3 separate regions of the Homo sapiens genome follow, and all the other regions are linked to region 1. The links are chromatin loops, found by intact Hi-C in ENCODE. Cell type or tissue: IMR-90. All regions are shown on one strand. Each heading gives the region's core, and the rest is flanking DNA. Links, peaks and the distances in the headings are about the cores only.

What was found. Hi-C counts contacts between places; a loop is a spot of excess contacts. Peaks named below come from ENCODE experiments on the same cell type or tissue, not always from the same donor. Only the 100,000 strongest peaks of a DNase experiment are listed, where the experiment ranks them.
Region 2: it touches region 1 in a loop (2.1-fold over the local background); 3 of 110 quality-filtered maps call a loop at or near these places.
Region 3: it touches region 1 in a loop (3-fold over the local background); 6 of 110 quality-filtered maps call a loop at or near these places.

The regions. Positions count from the first base shown.
Region 1 is chr3:74,607,535-74,615,249 of GRCh38, reverse strand. It overlaps CNTN3 (contactin 3), which reads left to right and starts at 591. Exons shown (of 23, transcript NM_020872.3): 1 at 591-859. It overlaps LOC105377166 (a long non-coding RNA gene), which reads right to left and starts at 1,447. Exons shown (of 3, transcript XR_007096257.1): 1 at 1,359-1,447. In IMR-90, for the core only: no CTCF peak of the experiment used is centred there; a DNase peak (open chromatin) is centred at 3,969; H3K4me3 peaks cover 1,090 bases; H3K27ac peaks cover 222 bases.
Region 2 is chr3:74,422,701-74,430,415 of GRCh38, reverse strand. It overlaps CNTN3 (contactin 3), which reads left to right. Exons shown (of 23, transcript NM_020872.3): 5 at 5,476-5,571. Among named protein-coding and RNA genes, the nearest start is that of CNTN3, 190 kb to the left of the region's middle. In IMR-90, for the core only: no CTCF peak of the experiment used is centred there; a DNase peak (open chromatin) is centred at 3,645.
Region 3 is chr3:74,263,402-74,271,116 of GRCh38, reverse strand. CNTN3 (contactin 3) reads left to right here. Exons shown (of 23, transcript NM_020872.3): 21 at 3,739-3,851; 22 at 4,468-4,636; 23 at 6,616-7,715. The coding sequence ends at 6,716. Among named protein-coding and RNA genes, the nearest start is that of LINC02047, 270 kb to the right of the region's middle. In IMR-90, for the core only: a CTCF peak has its summit at 3,324 (motif pointing left); DNase peaks (open chromatin) are centred at 2,136 and 3,306.

The sequences.
Region 1 (7,715 bases), core at 1,092-6,091:
TCACAGGGTCCTTGACAGAATATAGTTGCGATTATTCTCACAACTGACTCATTGAAACTTTAAGCAAACCAATTTCCTCATCACTAAATCCGGGAATAATAATAGATCCAGGTTGCTCTGGGGACTGCATGAACTAATTGATTTAGCGCAGTCCACGACCTGCTACCTAGTGAGCCCTTAATAATTATCCGCTTTAATATTAAAATTGGCAATCTTTGCGCACTTGTGGGAGCGCAGCTGCAGGAGGCTTTTCTAGAAGTGGAATTCCTGCCTTAACCCCGTGTTCCGAGGGCCCTAACTGCGTGGCACGAGGCCACCCGGAGGTGACACGGTGACCGCCGCCCAGCCCGCGCCGCCGCCCAGGGCCCTGCGGAGGCCGGACACACGTGGGTGCACGCGGCCGAGCGCAGGGCCGCGCGGGGTCCGGCCGGCGCAGAGGCGCTGGGGGCGCCGCAGACGCGAGGCTCGGGACCCAGTTGGCTGCTCCGCCGCGCTCCCCGCCCCTCCCTCCCTCCAGTCCGCCCGGTCTCCCCTCCCTCCAGCGTCCGCGTCGGAGCCGGAGCCGGAGCCGGAGTGGCGGAGGCACGGGCAGTGCTCGCTAGGCGCCGGCAGCAGCCACAGCAGCCTGGCGCTTGGCGGCGGCGGCGGTGGCAGCGGCGGGCGGGCTGGCGCCGTGGACTGGGCCGGGAACCGTGCGGACGAGGGTGCTGCGCCTGCGGCGGCGGCGGCTTACGCGGGCGCGCACGGCGGCCCCCCGGGCCCGGACTAACTGCGGCGGCGGCGGTGGCGGCGGCGGCGGCGGCGGCGGCGGCGGCGAGTGGGCCGTCGGGGCGGGCGTCTGGCGAGCTGCAGAGACCAGGTAAGTCCGGGATGCCCGACTCCTGGCGCCGGCCGGGCCACAGGGATGAGCCACCTGCCAGGGCAAACTTTACGCCCTGGCTTCATGGCTCCTCAGCCCCGAAGTTTGTTTGCAGGGAAATGCACCTGACGGGTCGAGAATAAAAGATGCTTCTCTCATCGGACTTGCTCTGGGGAGATTATTTTTCCCCTTCTGGGGCGAGGATTGGTTTCGGGTTGGGAAGGCTGCATCCCCAGCTGGAGCGCTGAAAATTGAGTGGTAGGTCCCTTGGGCTTGCCCTTCGCGCAGTGGATTTGACCAGTTAAAGTTGGGGGAAAAAAGTTGTGACTCCTAGGGATGCTGAGGAACAATTCCAGGTGCATGATGCAGAATGTGGGAATGTGATACCTCTTTGCTGGAACCACCCCCCAGGCCCAGATTCCCAGGTCTGAGAAAGCTAGGGTGGCCGATTCTTTCATTAGCGATCAAGTTTTCTAAGCTGCATTTTCTTTCTACTCACAGATCAGCAGCTTGGGACGGAGTTCCCCGTCGCGTTTATTTGTCAGGTTTACCCTGCTGCGCTGTAGTCCAGGTTTCCTGAGCTCGGACCCTGGTTTCAGCTGTTTCTGTGTTCTCTGAGGAGCCTGCAAAGCTAACCAAGCAGGTAACAGAATAGCAGAAACAGAAAACCAGGAAGTGCCAACCGGGCACCGGGGTCATAGCACCATCAGGAATTTTTTCTGGTCGCGTGAAATGAACGAACAGCTTCTGGGCTCTGCTTGTGCAAAGCTCCGTACAACTCTCCAATCCGTATGTCTTTCCCTGTATTGCATTTGCTTATTGATTTACAACAAGGAGATGTGTCCAGAGGTATTATTTAATAACAAACGGTGTCCGCTACGGTAAGGACAGCAAACCTCCTTTCAGAGGCAAAGAAAGGGGAACAGAGCTCTGGGAAAGGGGTAGCCAGTCTGCTAACCTCAACCCAAGATGCAGGGAAACAGAGCTAGAAAAAGCAACAGACAAGGAGGGCGTGATGTGCAGGAGGGAGGTCAGAAACCCCAGCTCATATGGTGAGTAGGTAAATCCAGAAATAATTTTAAAATGATTAAGCAAGAATAACTAAAAAAAAAAAAAAAAAAGTAGGAAGACTGTACGTGCTGTGGTTTCTGTCTACCCCCACAGAGATGAATATCACACTAGCTGAAAAAGAATCCTGATCTGTAAATAGATTAAAAACAGGAATTAATCAGAACAATGAGTCAGAGCCCTTCAGAGATTGAAAGGAGGAGTAATTGCCTTTGAAAGAGCTTATATCTCAATATCAAGTCAAATGTGTTACTTTTGCTTTGCTAGATGTGTTTACTAACAGTAACCTGACTTTGGCTGCAGTAACCTGGCATCTTGGTTCATGGTTTTAACCATTTGTGGGTCATGGGACTAGGGAGAAAGTTGACTGCAGGTTAATATTCATATCAATTTGTGCAACATTTGTAAGATGCCTAATACGTGCATGTCACTGGTTGCAATGGGAGAGGTCCTTGTGAATGTTCATTAAAGAAATCTGATCGGGTTCAGCCTCACTAAATGGAAGGATGTTGGCTTGCAAATAATAAAGAGTGGGGTTGGGAATTATTGGTCTTTGAATACTTGCTTGAAATTAGTTGAGAGTAAACATGTGGTTTGAGGACCCCCAAAATGATCAGTATCCACCAGGGAAATATAGCAAATTGCTGTACACTTTTATAAGATGAATAGTAAGGCTGAATGCATGCAAGTGGCCCTTCTGTCTAAAAGTAGGATAACCGAGACACCGAGTGTCTAATTGATATGCAGGGTAATAGATTCAGGCTGTGGCCGCCACAGACAATAACATTCAGCCTCATGTCCTCCTCACTGTCTGGATGTCATTAATGTCAGCCCGAAGACATGAAGATGTTAAGTTCATTTCTCCAGGAGAACTCTAACTTTTAAATATTCTTCACAACACAACCAGATAGCCCAAGTGTACCTTAAAATGGCAACAAAGCATTTAATAGGAGCAAAGTGCTGAGCACTTTCAAGTAGAGAGAAGATTAGCCGTGGACAACAAGCTGTAGCCTTTCCTTTGCTGATTTATGTTCAATTTTATCACTGTCACATTTCATATATGCCCAGTTATTACAAACTAATAGCCTCTTTTCTCTGCTTGCAAAATATGCATCTTTCTCTTTTACAAGTTCCTAACTCCTTCTCACACATTCAGTACACATCTTCCAGCTTTGTTTTTACTGCAAAATTTAAGTGTCCAACTTGAAGTTCTCATTAACTCTTAATATGGTTCATGCTGAAATAGTATATAGATATAATTGCTGCTTCCAAACTGTCAGATCTGTATATCGCTATACTGTGGCAATACTACAAAACAGAGAAGCTTTGACTGGTTTCCAATCACCAGTTAGTAAGTTGTTAGCAGTAAAACTAATGTTAATTTTATGTAGTGGAATATATTCAGATGGCAGGAGGATTTATTGATGCTGTGCATGTTTGCCTGCTGTCTCTGATTTAGTTGTCACCACCAGTCTGCCTTTAAGCCTTCTTATCTTAGCAAGGTACTTTGTCTCTATGAAGGTGAGCATCTTTAAGGTGCTCACTTGTAGTTTTTAATATGCACACATGCATATGCATATACTTTTAACATGCATATATAATTAATCACTTAATGCTGGTGGACAGTTTCCTTTCTTATGCTTGAAAAAAGTGCAATGGAGAATATCATTGTTGCAAAGATAGTTGGCAAGAGAATATGGGGCCACGGAACAGTTTAAGATAGAACATTTCTTTGAAATTGAGGGGTGACAGATCTCATTCTCATATCCAATTTGTATAAACATTTCAGAAATGGATCGAGTGTTGTAAATGGTTTTTATCTTATAGTCTCCCCTGCACTCATCTCTTAAACACAGTGGGACATTTCTTTGGAAAAATTGCTGCAGGAGAAATGCACTCCCTGGTTGAAACTTTGTATGCCAAGTTTCAATCCATAGTACATTTTTATTTTCCCCCTTTTATGTACATGTTATAAACAAGAAATAAGGGTTTGTAATAGAAGTGCTGGCAGAACTTTATAGCATTTCAAACAGCTTTGCTACTTGGAATGTAAATATTTGTAGAATCTTTACTGTGCAAGAACCTGCCTTGCAAGGAATGAGGAAAAATGACTATTTTCTTAAGTAGGATAAAATAATTCAGTGAGTTTGCATATTTCTTGTTGCAGACCTATTGGCATTTGAAGACATAGATTATCTATGTTGTAGTGATTCCATAGCATTCTCTTAGGTGCCTTTATAACTCAGCTTGTAAATTTCCTATGTTCTAAAACAAGAGAACAATTTTGTCCCATTTGTTTTTTAAGTCCCTTGACTTTGATTACCTTTCAGATGTTAAGATATGAGATCCATATTTCAAAACTGCTTGATTATATTACTGATAAATGAGGCTGTCAGTATACTGTTTTAATAGGGTAAATCTTGACACCATCACAATACTTCAAGTGCTTTTATTTTGGGGAACTAGTACAACTCAGACCTTATATGTCCTTTTGGTTCTAACCCTGAAATATCTCTCACATTCGCCCACTTCCCTCCATGTTCACCCACGTCCTCCTTCTCCAAGTCCCCATCTTCTCTCCTGGGATAACTACACTGGCTTCCTTGGCTCCTTTCGTACTTCTTCCCCCAAATCATCCTGCATAGCAGCCAAGACTTCTTTTTTTTTTAATGTAAGTTAAATTAGTACTCATCTACTCAGAATGCTTAAATGGCTTTTCATTGAACTCAGAATAAAATCCAAACTATTAAATATTACCTGCAAGGCTGTGTGGGATTTAAACACTACTGTCCCTTTGACAATTCCTAGCAAGCTTTTAGGAACAAGAGCTTCTTAGACCCTTTTTCATTTCTGCAGATGTGTTGAGCTCTTTCCTATGTTAGGGATCATTCTGTTCTTTTGCCCAGTAGCCCTGTCCAGCCCTAACGCCTAAACACACATACGCACACACGTGTGCACACACACAAACTCACAGGGTTTTTTTTTTCATTTTTGTTTTTTTCGACAGGGTCTCACTCTGTCACCCAGGCTGGAGTGCAGTGGTGCGATCATGGTTCACTGGAACCTCGACCTCCTGGGCTAAGTGATTCTCCCACCTTAGTCTCCTGAGTAGCTGGGACTATAGACACACACCGCCATGCCCTGGCTAATTTTTGGATTTTTTGTAGAGATGGGAATTCACCATGTTGCCAAAGCTGTTCTTGAACTCCTGAACTCAAACGATCTGCCCACCTCGACCTCCCAAAGTGCTGAGATTATAGGTGTGAGCCGCTGAGTCTGGCCCACATAGAGTTTTTGACTGCTACTCATCCCTTAGGCCACAGTGTAAATATCATTTGCTTAGAGAGGGCTCTCTGATTTCCTTCCTACCCTGAATGAGGGCACTTCTGATAGGCTCTTTCTGTTCATTTCCTTGGTATGCTTAGTATAACTTGGAACTGTACATTTCCTTACCTGATTGTATGTTTATATTCTGTAAGTACCTTGTAAGCAGTTACCACATCTATTTTATGCATTATTGCAAAGCAGCTTCTGTCAAAGTATCTGGCCCACAGTGGAGTTTGATAAACCTATGACAACTAAGCTTATTGGTTTGCTGAGCTTGCCATATGTAACCAAAGATCCTGTCAAGAAGGTCCGTATTCAGCAGAAGTCTGCAGCTGACTTTGACAGTATTCTTTCTGTCACATTGCCCGTGATCTCGTACATCTCTTGGACACCTGCTACTTCAAACCAATGTTGTCCAAAATGGAATTATCATTTTTCCTCTCAATCCGTTTCCTAAGAGCTTAGGTGGTCTGTTCTTCCTTTAGCTATCATTGGGGTCATCAAGGCATCTGGAGTCAGTGGTCTTTGTCACCATCTTCTCCCTTTGCCATTGTAGCCAGTCCACCGATTAAAAATACAAGAACATTCATTCAAGCAATGTGCCAGGCTGGGTTTTAAGTACTTCTCACCTAAATGCAGGAGATTAAGAAATGACTTTCTCCTCACTCTCTTTCTTGTTCCAATCTATTTGACACGCAGTGCTGTATTAATCCATGAGGCCGACCCCTTGGGTCACTGGACACCCACTGCATAGAGAAAAATATGCTACTGATGCAGCCTGTCTGTATGTGACTTCTCCCTAATTCTCCCCTGATACTTAACACTCCAGCTATAATACATGGGTCTTTTCAAACTTCCTTGAAAACTCAACATGGCCCTGCTTCAGTGTTCTTGCATGTGCTTGGAACACCCATGACTTCCACTCCACTCTCCTTATTCCCGTGTTGACTCATTTCCACCCTCAATTCTTTGTTGTTTCGTTCAGGAAAGCTCTTTACTTCCAACCTTACCATTTGTCAAGGTGATACCCAACCTAGCCATTCCTCCAGGTAGCCTTGACTGTCCCCCTAGACTAGGTTTGACCTCTATGCTATCTACAATCGACCATTTAAATTTTGTTTCTCCTTTAGGGGGTAAATGTATTATAATCTAATTAATATTGTAAAATTGTTTAATATCTGCTTTTCCTGATAGTCTATTGATGGAGTAGCATGCACATGTTAAGACTTTGGTAAATATTTCTGGAAAGATAGAAAGTCTAATCTTTTTAATTGGCATGAAGTGCAGCTATAGTTATAGTGGGGCTTCTTTTTCTAGGGCTAAAATTTATTTTAGTGTATAAAGATTTTATTTTATTTTGCAGAGTTTCTGAGTGACAAATCATTAGTTGACAACAGATGAACATCTTGATATGATCTGAATTTAGAAAATTCTGTGACAAACATATGCTCTAAAGGAAGCATAAGCCAAAGGTTGTGAGCACCGAGGACTGGTCCTTGAAGTAATGAGCTGATTTTAGTGCAAGGAAGTAATGGGAAGTTCTCAAAATTCATTATTTTATTGGAGTGAAACATTAGCGTATGAAAGAAATAACTAAATGACTGCATCACAACAAATCAAAAGCACATCTTCCTAAACCATAAATAATTACTTATAAATGGGGGAAATTTTGTAGGCATTAAACAGTCTCACCAGTCATCCTTCAAAGAGGAAGCCCCTGTCATAGAGCCGAGAATAGTCTATTTCACTTGCACTGTTTCTCAACTTCTGATGTTTCTGCAGAAAGGTTAACTGGGGTTCTGCTGAAATAATGGTGATACCTTAGCCCTTACAAGATTTTCTGAATCATCTCTGGGGTACAGCTTGCTAATCTGCATTTTTTAGCTTTTTGTTTTAAAGTAATTTTAAACTCACAGAAGTTGTAAAACATAGTACAAAGAGTTCTGTATAATCTTCATCCAACTTCCCCGTATGGTGACATTGTATATATCTGTCCTGCAATACCAGAACCAGGAAATTGACATTGGTACATTACTGTTAACTAGATTGCAGACCTTATTCAGTTGTCATCATTTTTTAAACCTGATTTCATGAATATGTGTATAGCCCTACACGGTTTTATCCCATGTAGAGGTTCATGTTTCTAGGATTTTAACTTAAAGAACAAATGTCCTGAGAGGTGACATTTCCATGTCAGCATACACTAATGTGATAATTTTGCAACTGTATTCTAGCATTGAAAAATTCCACTTCCATGGATCTTTTTCCATGCAAATATTTGTCTTGTTCTTAAATATCATGAACTCCTTTACCTTGCAGATGCCTGTATGGAAATGGAAATCTTGGGATTTTATAAGCCAGGATATAACATTTGGGTGGTTCTCTGTGTCTTTGGTTTGGGAATCTGTGTTGACTTCCCCATGCTACGTTTGAAAAGTTCTGCAGATAGCAAATATGTTTG
Region 2 (7,715 bases), core at 844-5,843, 180 kb after region 1:
TGGAATCATATAGTAAGTAACCTTTTGGAATTGGCATATTTCAGTCAGCATAATTTCCTGAAGATTTACCAAAGGGGTTGGGTGTATAAAGATTTCATTGCTTTGAGTTGCAGGGTAGCATTCCATGGTATGGATGTAGCACTGTGCATTTAGCCATTCACACATTGAAGGAACTTGGGTTGTTTCCAGTTTAGGGCTGTTAGACATAAAACTCTGCGAACTTTTATGTACAGATTTTTGTATGAACAAGTGTTTTCATTTCTCTAGGATAAATGCCCAAAAGTGCAATTGCTGGTCATATGGTAGTTACGTGTGGTTCGTTTTACAGGAAACTAAAAAACATGTTTTCCATATTGGCTTTGACATTTTACACTTAAGAAGACAATGTCTGAATCATCCAGCCTCCTTACATCCTCTCCAAGATTTAGTGCTGTCACTGTTTTGTTTTTTGTTTTTAGGTATTTTGGTAGGTGTGGAGTGACAGCTCATTGTAGTTTTAATTTGCATTTCCCCGATGTCTAATGATGTTGAACATCTTTTCAGGTCCTTATTTTCCATCTGTTTTTCCTCTTCAGTGAACTGTTTGTGTCTTCTTCCCATTTTCTAATGGAATCGTATGTTTTATACTATTGAATTTTGGGCAGTCTTACTTATTCTAGATACTCTTTCTTTAGTGGATAAGTGGTTTTCAAGTATATCCTCCCAGTCTGTAGCTTTTCTTTACATCCTCTTTGCTTGAGCTTTCATGGAGCAGAAGTTTTAAATGTTGATGCAGTCTGGTTTATTGGTCCTTCCTTTTAAAGACCATTCAATTGGTGTCAAGTCTAAAAGCTCTTTGCCTATCCTTACATCACAAAGATGGTTTCCAATATTTTTTAAATAAAAGTTCTATAGTTTTATGTTTTACATTTACGTTTGTGGTCTAGTTTGAGTTGATTTTTAAACTGAGTAAAGTTTAGGTCGATTTTTTTTTTTCTCTCCTTCCATTGAATTGCATTTTTTCAAAAATCAGCTGAGCCCATTTTTGTGAGTCTATTTCTGTGTTCTCTGTTTTGCTGTATGGATCTATGTGTCTCTCCCTGTGCCACTACCACATGGTCTTGATCATTGTAGCTATATTATAAGCCTCAATGTTAGGTAGAGTGATTCTTCCTGCTTTGTTTTTAGTCTAGATAGTTTTACACATTCTAAGTCCTGTGCCTTTACATATAAATTTTAGAATAAGCTTGTCTTTATCTACAAAAAAAAAAGAACAAACCCAAAACCATGCTGATATTTCGATCAGAATTATATTAAAATTATACACTCATGTGTCACTTAATGACAGGGATATGTTCTGAGAAATGCATCATTAGGTGATTTCATCAAACATCATAGTATGTACTTATTATACCCAGATGGTATAACCTACTACACACCTAGGCTGTATAGTATAGCCTATTGCTGCTAGGCTATAAACCTGTACAGCAGATCACTTTACTTAATACTGTAGGCAATTGTGACACAATGGTGAGTATTTGTGTTTCTGAAAATATCTAAGCATAGAAAATGTACAGTACAATATAAAAGATAGGAAACGGTATATCTATACTGAACACTTACCATGAATGGAGCTTGCGGGACTGGAGGCTGTTGTGGGTGAACTGGTGAGTGAGCGGTGAGTGAATGTGAAGGCCTAGGACGTTACTGTACATTACTGTAGACTTCATAAACACTGTACACTTAGGCTACACTGAATTTATAAAAATATGTTTCAGTGATAAATTAATCTTGGCTTACTATAATATTTGTATTTATAAACTTTTAATGTTTTATGAATTTTGACCCATAATAACACTTAGCTTAAAACACACATTGTGGAGCTTTACTAAACTATTTTCTTGTACACTTATTCAATAAGCTTTTTTATTTTGTTTTCTTTTTAAGTGTTTTTGCCAAAAGCATTTAAAAACACACGTTAACCTAGGCCTACACAGGGTCAGGATCATCAGTATCACTGTCTTCCACCTCCACATCTTATGCCACTGGAAGATCTTCAGGGGCAATAACATGCATGGAACTGTCATCTGTTATAATGACAATGCCTCCTTCTGAAAAACTCCTGAAGGACCTACCTCAGGCTGTTTTATGGTTAACCTTTTTTTTTTCAATTTATAGAAGTAATATATTCTAAAATAACAATAAAATTATAGCATAGTAAATACATAAACCCGTAACAGTTATTTAGTATCATTCTCAAGCATTATATGCTATACATAATTTTATATGCAAAACTTTTATATGACTGGCAGCATAGTAGGTTTTTTACACAATCACCACAAACTCAGGAGTAATATATTTCACTACTATGTCATGATGCCTATGATATCACTGTTGTAAATATGGTCTGGCCATATATGTGGTCCAGCATTTACCGAAACATTGTTCTACAGCATATGACAGTGTATTAATTTGGGAAGAACAGCAATTATGTTGAATCTAACAATCCATGTACATAGTATGTGTCTCCATTTATTTATGCCTCTGCATTTTTTTTCTTTTTCATTAGCATTCTGTAATTTTCATTATACAGATCTTCTGCATGTTTTGTTATGTGTAATTTACCTGGGTATTTTATTTTATTTGGAACAATTGTGAGTAGTTTTGAGTTTTTAATTTCAATTTTTGCATGTTTATTATTAGTATGTAGAAATTGTATCCTGTGACCTGCTTAACTCCCTCGAATTTCTGATGTTGGGGAGGGGGAAAGCACTCGGTCTTTCACCATTAAATATGATGATAGCTGTAGTTACTTGTAGGTGTTCTTTATCATCTTAGTTTGTTTTTAAAGTCCAAAATTGGACTATATATAGCTTGACTTACATTTGGGTGGCACATATAATCTTCCACTAGATATTTTAATGATCTGAAGCTTTTTAGACATTGACACTACTCTTTTCTCATAGTTCCTAGTGTTGCAAAAAAGGAGAAAAGTCTCGCTATACCTTGACTGTAACATGTATGTTCTTATGCATCTATGTTGCTCCATCTGCCTCAGAAAAATGCCCACCCTGGCCCTCTGACTGCTACTACTACTGTCCGTCTACTTGGCCAGGTTCTGCTTGTTAAAGCCTTGGTTACACCTGTAGATTAACTATGCAGTCCTCTGTGTACTTACCACCTTTTCAGCAAAGTGCCACTTACAATGTGCCATTACAATTAAGTTATTTTTCTTTGCTTCCTGATGCTACGTCCATGAACCGGCCATATCAGATATCCAGAACAATATTCCTTGCACTCGTGCACTGCAGAAAGAGTAGCCATGCTTGTCTCTAGACCAATGGGCAGATCTGTGCCAGCTATATTTGTGCTTAGGCAAAAGAGATTTTACCTTTGGAGGAGACATTACTGGTTTCCGTAGAACTATTCTATACATTTTTGCATATTCTAGCTAAAATCAGTGATAGAAAACATCCACACTGTGAAATTGTATGGCAGAAGATAACAAGGAATTAGACAGGAAGGCAGCAATGATGACACATACTTGATCATCAAGAAATAATCTTTGGAAATTCCATGTATAAGCTACATTCTGATATGAGGTACTGCCTCATTTAGCCATTGGGAAACATTTGGATGGTCTAGTTTTGCAGTTCTAACTCAGTTAGTTACATTCCAAGAGACTTAATGTTTTGAGAATGTTGCATTTTAGTTAGATTTAAGGTGATACAACGCTATGTTATTGTATCATTTCTGTTGGATAGCGTGTGGTTAAAATAAGTCCATCAACTGTTTTTTCTTCTTTTCTGGGCACACACAAGAGAGTTTTGCTGAATCACTTTACTCCATATTTATAACCTAGCAATTTAATACTATTTTTCAGTAACAATAACGTGAGGCACATAGGCCCTCTTATTTCTCTCTGATATACTGCTATATGATCCTTAGAGTATCCCTAAGTGTCTACAGGTTCTGGTTTTATCAATTTGAAGATAATTATTTTGCTTTTTATATTTTTCAAAGAAAAGTTGAAAATATCCAAGTTGTATTCTAAAATACATATACTGCTTCACTGTGTATAGACACCACTTAGGTAATTTATATCAGCCCTTAAGAGCTATGAAGTGAGTATATTCTTTCAGAAATTGACAGTACAATTGTTCTGATACAGAAAGTGACACCATAGAGTATATTAACGGTGTAATTCTTCACAGGCATTTTTTATAAGTCAGAGTTTAAAGAAACAGATCTTTCTTCCTCTTTCCCTATGAACTAAAGCATTTTTAAAAATGAAGTCAACGGAATTTTCTCTCTCCTTTAATTTAACTTGGAAAGAATGAATCAGTATTTGCTGTACTGGATTGTCATTGGAAGAAATTAAATGTTCTCTAAAAATAACCGTTGGTAATCAAAATAGTATTTGCACTTGATTGCTATTTTTTTAACTTTTTTAAACACTTGAAAAAATCTTTGGATGCTTATAAAAATAATTATTTTTAGCCGCTATAAATAAAAGGGAATATGCTGATTTAAATTACTGTTATCCTTTGAATTCTATGTACTTGGTAATTTTCAGTGACAATATATCTTCCACAAAGCCCTTCAGAATATGGGAAAAATAGGACTTATACTCAGAAACTGAATATTATCAAATATTTTTGTAAATAAAAATAATTATAGGTAGAATAAAATCTATTTAGGCTATGATAAAATGTTTTAGGAGGGAAATTCATGAATAGTTGGTCATTATTACAAGTTGAAGCTAAAAGTATTCATGATATGGTGAATCACTGGTGAATGTGAAAGTCATATTTATGTTTATTTTTGATTTAGGATATTTCATTTCCTTTTTTGAATTATATTGTCTGGTTAGTTCATTCTGATACACGCTTTGTCTTTGGATAGTTCATGCCATTTTAGACACTATTTCAGCAACATGGGATCAGTGGGTATATATTTATATTGTATTGCTGAATTTCTAGAAGCTTTAATAAAGAAATCAGAATCCAGCTTTTCTACCTCAAAGCAAATGGTTTTCTCTCTAGGTTCTGGGAAAGAGATTTTAAAATTGTTTTCCATGCAGGAACAGAAAACCAAATACTGTATGTTCTCACTTATAAGCAGAAGATAAATGTTAGGTACTTATGACCATAAAGATGACAAAAGTGGACCCTGGGGACGACTACAGTGGGGAGGAAGGGAGAGGGGTAAGGATTAGAAAACTACCTACCTGTTGGGTTCTGTACTCACTACCTGGGTGATGAGATCAACCAAACCCCAAACCTCAGCATTACACAGTATAACCACATAACAAACCTGTACGTGTACCTCCTGAATCTAAAATAAAGGGTGAAATTCTAAGTAAATAAAAATAAAAATTTTTAAAGAAAAAAGCAAAAACTAAAATTGTTTTCTAAAAGAAAGGAAGGTCTTGGTGTAAAATTTGTGATTTAATTGGTCTTTCTAAAATTCAGTTTTGTTTTGTTTTCAAATCAGATCTTGAAAATTTTAAAACCAAAATGAGGAGTACAGTGTCTGTGCGTGAAGGCCAGGGAGTTGTGCTGCTCTGCGGCCCCCCACCACACTCTGGAGGTAAGTCATGCTCTGTTTCTGCTTTTCATATTTATTAAGGTTCAGGGCAAGGCCTGCAGCGCATGTACTGTTATTGCATCTGTAAATTACTCTGAGAAACTTGATAACCTGAGCATTAGATTTTGTCTGCTGAGTTGGAATATGAGGAACACTACAAAAAATAGTCCATCCAGAGAGGTTTCTAAACAATCGACTCATTGACTTTTTGGTTTATAAAGACAAGAGAGATCACATTTGCTTCAGTCACCTAACGGTGCTAAACAATGCTTTGTCATTACACCATTATCATTTGGTTTTTAGTTTTATGCCATGTCAAACTGGATCTTTGCTGTTTGTCTGCCTCTCTTTCTCTCTCTCTCTCTCTCTCTCTGTCACACACACACACACACAAGCTTATTAGTATGTGCCAATAAGCCTCTTTATATATGTATTTTATATATATATATATATATTTATACACATAGAAATGATATGTGTGTATATCCACATCATTTACATTGGGGCGTTGGAATTGCAAATTTTATGCTATATTGGTATAAATTGAAATATTACTAGAAATTCAGAACCTTACCAAGATAGTGACCCAGAGTAAAAATGAACTTCAGCACATATGAAAATAATTTTATTATCTCCCCAGTATGAGCCTGGGGTGCTGGTTTGATTTTCCTATCGTGCTCTCTATTGCAAACTTGGCCACTTGCAGGAACAAAGAGGGCATTATTAATGAATAAATCACTGTTCTCAGAGAAACACGTATTTTGTTATTGAGAGGATGAGAATTATTGGGAGATAAACAAGTTAGAGTGGATCTTTCTGACCAGAAGTGAAACTGAGAAGTCTGCTTCTCATTACAGTAAAACTTATTCAAAGGAAAACATGCTGGACTTTATTTGTTCTGTGACATACAAATTACAGTCCTTTCCACCCAAAGAGTTGTCAGTTTTGATCACAAACCCTCAGCCCAATAAAACAGATATCTCCCATCTTCAGGATCTGGCCACTTGAAATTCGTGAACCATCTGGAGACTGCAGACTTGGAGCTTGATTAAAAAATAGGATTGCCATCATGTGGTCTGCTGTGGGTTTAAATTGTGTTCTCCAGTTTATTTCAAGGGTGTTCATAATTGCTGGAATCTTGATGTTTCAGAAGAACTTTAAGTTTGAAGGGAAGCATAGAGCCTCTTGATTGCAAACAAAGTAACAGAAGTCAAACCGTATTGACAAAAAATTGGGAGTTTGCTGGCTCACATAACTGGGATGATCAAGTGGCTTCTGGTAGCACTGTGAGGTTTTACGAAGAGATACACCACCCAGAAGGACGTGCTGCCTCGCCACGGGGTGTGGGGTTAGTGGATGGCCTCCAGCTCTCACTCCTTCCTGGTCTGCCCCAGCTGCAGAGAGACACTTGCCCACAGTCACACCCCTCCTGAGGAAGCCCACATCTAGTGACTGAGCAAGGCTCGGATATGAAGGGTCAACCATTTCTGACCAACACTGGGCAATTCTGATTTAATCCATAACTTCCTGTCAGGATGACCATGTTTTTGTTGGACCACATCACAATTCAGTTTCTTTCTCTTCCCAGTTGAATCCTAGTTTTTTCCTTTCATGAGTTTTGATCATTGATTAAAAGCTTTTATTCCAAACTCTATTTAGGGGTCCGCTCCCTGAAAACTCAATCCGTTGGATTCAGGGATTGAATCAATTCCATAAACAATCCATTTTTCTCTGTATTTCTTGACTGCACTTCTCTCCATATTGCCTCCATTCTCATGTATCTTCCTTGTGGAGGCAAAGGTGACCTCTGACAGCTCTAAGTTCTGTGATCCTTAATGCTAAATATCCTAATGAAGCAGACACCCTGTTTCTCTATGGCTCCTGATTCTTTTAGAATCAGCCTTTTTTATGGGAGCCCTGAAGCTGAGGGCTTGAATCAGTCCACCAGCTGACAAGCACTGGAATGAGAAAGAAGCAGTTTCCAAAAGAAGTGTTGTATTATGAGTAAAAAGAGGGAGATATATTAGATAGAAATAAATAATTGCTAAAACTACATCTAGGAAGGAAGTATCAAAATAATTTAAATTTATATTGTCTCAAATGAACATAACATAATAGCTGGGTAGTCTTGGTTGTGATCAGTTTTA
Region 3 (7,715 bases), core at 844-5,843, 340 kb after region 1:
AAGTATCTGCAGAGTAAGTAAAATCTATGAAGCTGATGTTGAGGAGTCTGAAAATCAAGTGCACAGAGGATCATGATGGATGCTTAAGGAACAACAATAATAAAAACCTCTCGAGAGAAAGTTATTTCTTTATGTAACACTTAAAATTACTGAAATGATTATGTGTATCCTGTCAATTAGTGTTGTGATATAAATCTAGTGATATGTCATCATTTTACTAGGATTAGTTTTTTACCAGTTTTTTCTAATTTAGCATTCTGCCAACAGTAGAGGTTGACAGGAAAAACCTATAGGATATGAACGTTGACAAACGATTTCCAAAAAATTTCAAAATGTAGACTACTTACCAGTTTAGGTCCAGTAAATTTTGGAACTCAATCATCCTATTCTGGGTTGCACTTCCACACAGGTTCAAATACAAAAAGTAAAATTAGAAGTCCTAGAAGTTACACTATCAACTATCCCCTGCTCATTCCTAATTCACTACTTGACTCCATACTTTTACAAAAGTTCATTGTGTTGCTTCAGAGCTATCTAAACTACTGGTTAATAGCTATGTCAGATTAGGCTAGTCCAGGCTGAGGCACCTCAAATCCCCAAACCTCAGTGGCCTAAAACTATACTTTTTTTTCTTCAACTCATACTATATGTTCATCATGAGTGAGATTCAGATCTGATCCATTCTGTCTCCCATTCTGTCTCCACTCCTGAACCCAGAATAATGGAGCAGCCAATCTCTGGGACTTGGCAATCTCATGGCAAAGAGAAAAGAGAGGAAAGCAAACCATACTCTTCAATGACTTTTATGGCTGCCACTTGGGGGTGGCCTATTTCCCTTTGGCCCACATTCCATTGGTTGAGGCAAGTCCTATGGTGAAGTCCCATATCTATGGGATGCCAATGAGAAGGAGAATTATGCCTATTTACAGGCAGGGAACCACAAGTCCCATAGCCAACGCCAACATCAGTGAGAGCTAGGCAGAGAAGCATAATCCTCTCAAGGTGCAGAGGACTTAAACAGAGCTGGTTTGAATCCACATAATACTTCTCACTAGTCATGTATCTTAGCAAGCTTTTTTAAACCTTTCATTGTAGTAAAGTACACATAACATAAAATTTAACATACTAAACATTTAAAAACATACAGTTCTGTAGTGTTAAGTCTTTTACATTTCTGTGCAATAGATCTCTAGAACCCTTTTCATCTTGCAGAACTGGAACTTTGTACTCATTAAGCAATTCTCCATTTCCCCTTCCACCAGCCTCTGGCAACCAGCATTTTATTTTCTGTCTCTGTGAATTTTTGACTATTCTGAATATCTCAAATAAGTAGAATTATAAAGTATTTGTCTTTGGGTGTCTGGCTTATTTCACTTAGCATAATGTCCACAAGGTTCATCCATGTTATAGCATGTGTCCAAATTTTATGTTTTTAAGGCTGAATAATATTTCATTATAGGTAAATGCCCCATTTTGTTCATCCACCCATCTTTTGAATAATGCTGTCATGAACATGCTTATACAATCTTTTTAAATTTTAACTCTCTGGGTCCAGATTATGTATGTACAGAAATGGGCTTTATTACAATGCAATATAATGAGGATTAAGTAAATTATATTAAAGCACATTCTGTAATCCCTAACATATTATAGACGTGTACTAAGTATTAGTTACTAATAATAGCATTTTGAACATGGGTGAAAGTTTCTCTGGTCCAAAATTTCCCAAATATTGTCATTCTTACCAGTGGTGGTAAGAGATGATCTTAAGGTAGTTCGCGAACATTATAAAAATTTAGAATGTTTATATAAGGCATTAAATTCATTTATTTTAGAGAGTGCCCAAAAATGTAACTAGCACATCAAGCTAATTATTGTGTGAATATTATTGAGATGAAGGTAAAATAGATGTTTAATTTTTCTTAAACCAAGTTATTTTTTTAAATAGCAAAACATGACAAAAATGATACATGACTGACGTTTAGAAAACAGTAATATGATTCAAAAAGAACAAAGTTAGACCCTATTATTTCTTTTTTGTTTTCCTTTTTTTTTGTTTTTTTTTTTTCTTTTTGTCATTTCAAAAAGTATTCATTTCAGGCTGAACTCATTCAGCCCACGTATGTTGTGACTCATACAAGATAAACCCCAGTGTTCTATTTGCAGTCATTTCTCCCTGAAGGCTGATGTTGGTATAGGTGATTTAACCAAAATTACTCAAACTTTTTGTAACCTCCAAACACACACCTTTTGTTAGAACAAACCATGCTGTAGTATAGCTCAGCTGCATCAAACCAAACCTGTCCTTTTATAGTGCTGTCAGGCCACAGGGTATCACTGGCTTTGGGAAATTGTCCTAAAAATTGTACATTCATATTATTTGAGTAACCAGAACATGGTCATTAGTATTTCAACCCTAAGCAGCTGCTATAATTTTTTTGTTGTTATTAGCAGAGCACAGCAGCTCAGACAATCTTAGCTGACCTAAACTCATTGTGAATACTCACATCACAGAATTTTAAAGGCAACATAGAATAGTGTTAAAAGAGACAAAAAGCAAAAGAAATCCACAGGGAATACAATCTCGTTTGGTGTCATTAGACTCATAAATGTATTTGAGTTCTTCCTATCTGTAAGTTCAGCTGTATTTCCCCTATGGCATGAGTCAATGATGTTTAGAAATTTCTCTGGATAGCTAATGTTTTATATCATTTTTCCATTACAAATTCAGTTAGCCAAATCACATTCTGTGGTTAAATCTACAAATATAACACTGAGGGCAATTGTGATGCTGTTGTTGAATGAATAATATTATGTTTGTTGTTGTTATTGACAAGAAACTGATTTTTCCAGTGCCCTATCTGTGTTGCTATTGACAAATACTATCGGCCATCCCTCAACACCCTCACCCCTTAGCATTAGTTTACAGTCCAGCGTTCACGAAAAGGAACTAAATTATGAATCTAAGTTTAGAAACCGCAGAGAGTTTCATTAATCCTCTAATGGAATCCTCATTAACTTTTTAGCGTTTTGCCTTATTTTTCTCAAAAATTGATTTAAGCCTGGAAAACGAAGACTTTTAAAATATAGACTCTCTTGCAATTTTTCATGTGTATAGCTATTACTCCATGGGAATAAATCTAAGTAATTCTTATTTTTGATTGCCTCACATTTTGCCCATCTTATCATACAAGGCTGGCTCCAAAATCATATACACTTCATTTCACAGAACTTTAATCTGTCCATTTGGCAATTTCTTCCAGCCTCTGTATGCGTCAAAATAAGTCCCGCCGCCTTCCTTTCTTGGTTTAGGAACAAGCAGCCCTCTAGTGGTAGATAGAGGAATTTCCTTATCCCCCCCATCGACGTGTTTTCAACGAGACACAGTAAGTGTGAAATGCTCTAAAGTGTATGATGAGCATGATAAAATGAATTATCTTACACATTAATTGAAATGCCTTTTTTGGGACTTTTATTTTAGATTCGGGGTACATGTGCAGGTTTGTTACATGAATAAATTACGTGTCACGGGGGTTTGGTGTATGAATGAAATGCCTTTCTAAAAAAAGGAAATTTATATACTCTGTTATTTTTTTCTGATTTCATCTATTACACCAAGCATTACCAAAGGCATCCCGTTCTACTTCCACTAGCTTCCTATGATAGCCGCCATCTCCTCCGTGTAAAATATCACTTGTACTTCGATCTGTTTTAAAATTTCTCATTTTGCATTTCAAGCTCCCAGTCAGCCACCAGGAAATGTTGTTTGGAATGCCACAGACACTAAAGTGTTACTTAATTGGGAGCAAGTTAAAGCCATGGAGAATGAGTCAGAAGTAACAGGATATAAAGTAAGTTTTCTCATTTGCAATGCTTCATTTTCGTAATTTTGGCAGTACTTTTCAAGAGAAGCTAGGTATAAGTGAATTTTTCTATATATTGATATGGTTTCTGTAATCTAATTTTGACAAAGATACCAAGCTTTCCATAAAATGGGTAATTTTTCAAAATAGCTTCTTAAATATGGTTTCAAGTGAAAGAATTCTGCTCAAGTGGGAATTTTGGACACAATGTCTCCAAATTGTGTGTTAGTTTGCTACTATTGATGCTGACCTATATACTACTTAAAAATAAATAAATAAAACTATTGGCTCTGATTCCATGGCCAGGCATTCAAGGTCCATACACTATGGCCCTGCCTTATCTCTCCAGCCTCATAAATACGCAGCCCAGCTGGGCTTTTCCACGGGAGAAGTTCACTCTTCCCAAGCCTCCCTGATTTTGAGAACCTGATGATTCTGCCATGTGCTAACCTCTAATCTAAGACTTACAATTAGAGTCATGAATGAAACTTACATTCTAGTGGATATAGAAGGACAAAATTAGTTAATTTCAGAGAGACAAATTCTATGAAGAAAACAAAAATGGGCAATATAACAAGTAAGTGTATTTGTTCATGCATTTTAGGTTTTCTATAGGACTAGCAGTCAAAATAACGTACAAGTACTGAACACAAATAAAACTTCAGCTGAACTTGTGCTGCCCATTAAAGAGGACTACATTATTGAAGTCAAGGCCACAACAGATGGAGGGGATGGGACCAGTAGTGAACAGATCAGGATTCCACGAATAACCAGTAAGTTGGTTGAAGCCATTATTTACTTTATTGACATCAGTGTTACTATCCGCCATAGTGAGTCAATCAGTATCCCTCTGTCCATTCTTTCTTTCCAGCAAGGCTTACATCCAAATGCCGGTAAGGTTTTGGCAGGTGAGACGTGGGCAAGAGGAACCCCTCAAGAGTGGTGCAAAATAGGGAGAAAAGTATGAGGGTGTGAAGAAAAGATGTCAAAAAATATTTAGCAAAACTTCATTAATTTGATTTTTTTTCCTTATTCTGAGTTTTACTTAAATTTGCCTTTGGATCTCCTATAAAAGCAGAATTCCCTAATCATTTCTTTTAGATCTTTAATAGTCTAGTTATTTGCCTCCTACAAATTATAGATAAATCTTATCAATTCTTTAAATAGAATGATTAACATTGTCAAAGTCCTAAACCACTTACCTGTGCCAAACTAAAAGACTCCTTAAAAATTCTTCTCCTAGTTTCCAAGGAGGTTCATACGAATTTTTCCTCTCCAAATCCAAGTAAAACCTATTTTACTATAGAAATTATATGTTTAGAGTTGGAAACAGACTTTGGTTTGCGTATTTTATCAACTGCCAATGCTAGAATAAATTTTATCCTCACTCTTAAATCCCAGGTCTGGAGTTTTCTGGCCTCAGTTTAACTATTGTAGAGTCCATTTTGACTTCATATGCTATTCTATAGTTCTTAGTGACATGACTTTGTTCCCTGTTTCCATTCATTTAGCATGGGTAATCAGGACTGAAACTTTTGTCTTTAATCTTGGAAAACAAAATGGCAGACATTAGTAACTGAAGAGAAACGGAAATAGAAAACTTAGAGAAATTCTGTCTTTCTGTAAAACCATAAAGGCTGCCATACTTAGACTAAAACAAACAAAGCTACACTAAGAAAACAGGAACTACTTATTGCAGAACTAAGTTCTGCAAAGTAAAAGTCTGCAGAACCCATCTTGGACTACAGAACTCTCTAAAACTGTATGCACTTCAATAGAGCAAAAGTAGAAATTAAATTTAGTTTATTATTGTTGTTAATTTAGGTTTTGAAATAATGAATATGTGCTTCTTGTTCCCTGAATGGTGCAAGGCATGGAGTTAACATTACAATATGGGCAAAGTGGCAATTTTAAAAGAAATATGTTCTAGGCTTTTGCAGGGACAGATGTTATTTTAGCATTTTAGGGCTGCTGAGTCAAGAGTAGCCTTTTCATCTGACATCTGCTGTCTTGCTGAGCTTGCAAGTGACCACACAGGGCCATCTCTATGAAAACGAAGCTTTTATTTATTGCCTTTTAAAAAGATTATGTTTTATATTATGTGTAATAATTTATCTGGAAATGCATAAAATAGAAACAAGCACAGACCCTTCAAACCCTTACCCAATGAAGCATTCTTAATTAAACCATTGAATTATCTCAAAGTTGTTTGTAATCAAGTATAATTGTTTTCAAAATGATTAAGTTGTTTTTCCCATTTCAATTAAAGTTAAATAATAGTAGATGAACAAAGCCTGGTATCATTTAAGAAAACTTAAACACATTACTGTTTTTATAGATACTCTTGGCAACTAGTATATGCTGCATTGATAAATAAAATGAAGGCTAATAACAACTTGTGGTGGTTCCAGGATAGGTTCACGTAGTGATTTGGTTTTGATAGGAGAGGTATTGCCTTTGCTCTGTGTCTTAGTCCTTTTTGGCTTCTCTAACAAAACTACCTAGACAGGTGGCTTATAAACAACAGAAACTTAATTCTCACAGTTTTGGAGGGGAGTCTGAGAAGCCCAAGGTCAAATTGCTGGCAGATTCAGTGTCACCTCTCGAAGTCCCTCACCTCCTAATACTCTGACATTGAGGGTTAGGATTTCAACAAAGAATTTGGGGGGAACACCACAAATATCCAGTCTCTAGCACCCTGATTACATATTGGTACAATCCTTATTAATGAGCTCTTCATCAACTTTGACAGGTATGGATGCAAGAGGATCCACTTCAGCCATCTCGAATGTCCACCCTATGTCAAGTTATATGCCTATAGTACTGTTCTTAATTGTATATGTCCTGTGGTGATATTAACTCCTTTTTATTATTTATTGGAAAGTTATTTGGTTACCAAAAAAAGTGCTTTCATGAAATGCAGTGATTATGCATGTTTTTTTCAACTCTTATTTTTAACTTTCTACTTCATTATAGGTAAATATGAATATAATTAAAAAAACAGTAAATCCTTTTAGGGGAATCTGAAATGCCTTAATATTAACTTGATAAACCAAAGGAATTTACATATTACATACTTCAGACTTTTGATATAAATGTTCTTAAACTATGAGTTTAAGCACTGCCTATGGATAAAGACTCACACACTCTCACATGTACACACACACGCATGAGAATTTCTTTTTACATTGAAAAACTCTTTCATTTAATTCAAATGCTATTTTCCCATTATAATAGCATTATTTGGAAGACTTAACCAGTATCAATTTGAAATGCTGATTTAAGTCCCCAAGGATGAAAAATACATTTTAAAAATTATTTTGTTGGAGAGGAGTGGCATGTGATTCAAAAGAGCATTGTTGGAAAATGCTACTGTGGGGCTTAGAAGAATGATGTTTGGTTTGGTATGCTGCTAACTAGTTGTAAGACTTTACAAATCACTTTGCCATCTGTACCTCTCAATTATTCCTCTATAAAATATGGAGATAATAATACCTATCTGATCAGACTTTGCCCCATGAATTAGTTTTTAAAAGATAAAGACTGAAGTATGAAAGTGCTTTTGTCACCCCAAATGCAATTGACCCATGCAAAATATTAGCATGAATTTATTTAATCACATAAAAGTCATGAAGACCAGCCAGATTTTCAAGCTTCATTCTGTTTCATTCAGTTATATTCCAAAATTCAAATGATCACATTTTATTCTTTCTCAAAAAAAAAAAGTTTTTTTAAATTAAAAAAGGAATTGTTTCCTTCACAGCTATGAATAAGCTTTCAGGTTTTATTAAAACCTAGAGGAAAAAATCAGGAATGACCTGAATCTCAACCCAAATATTAAACAAAATCCAC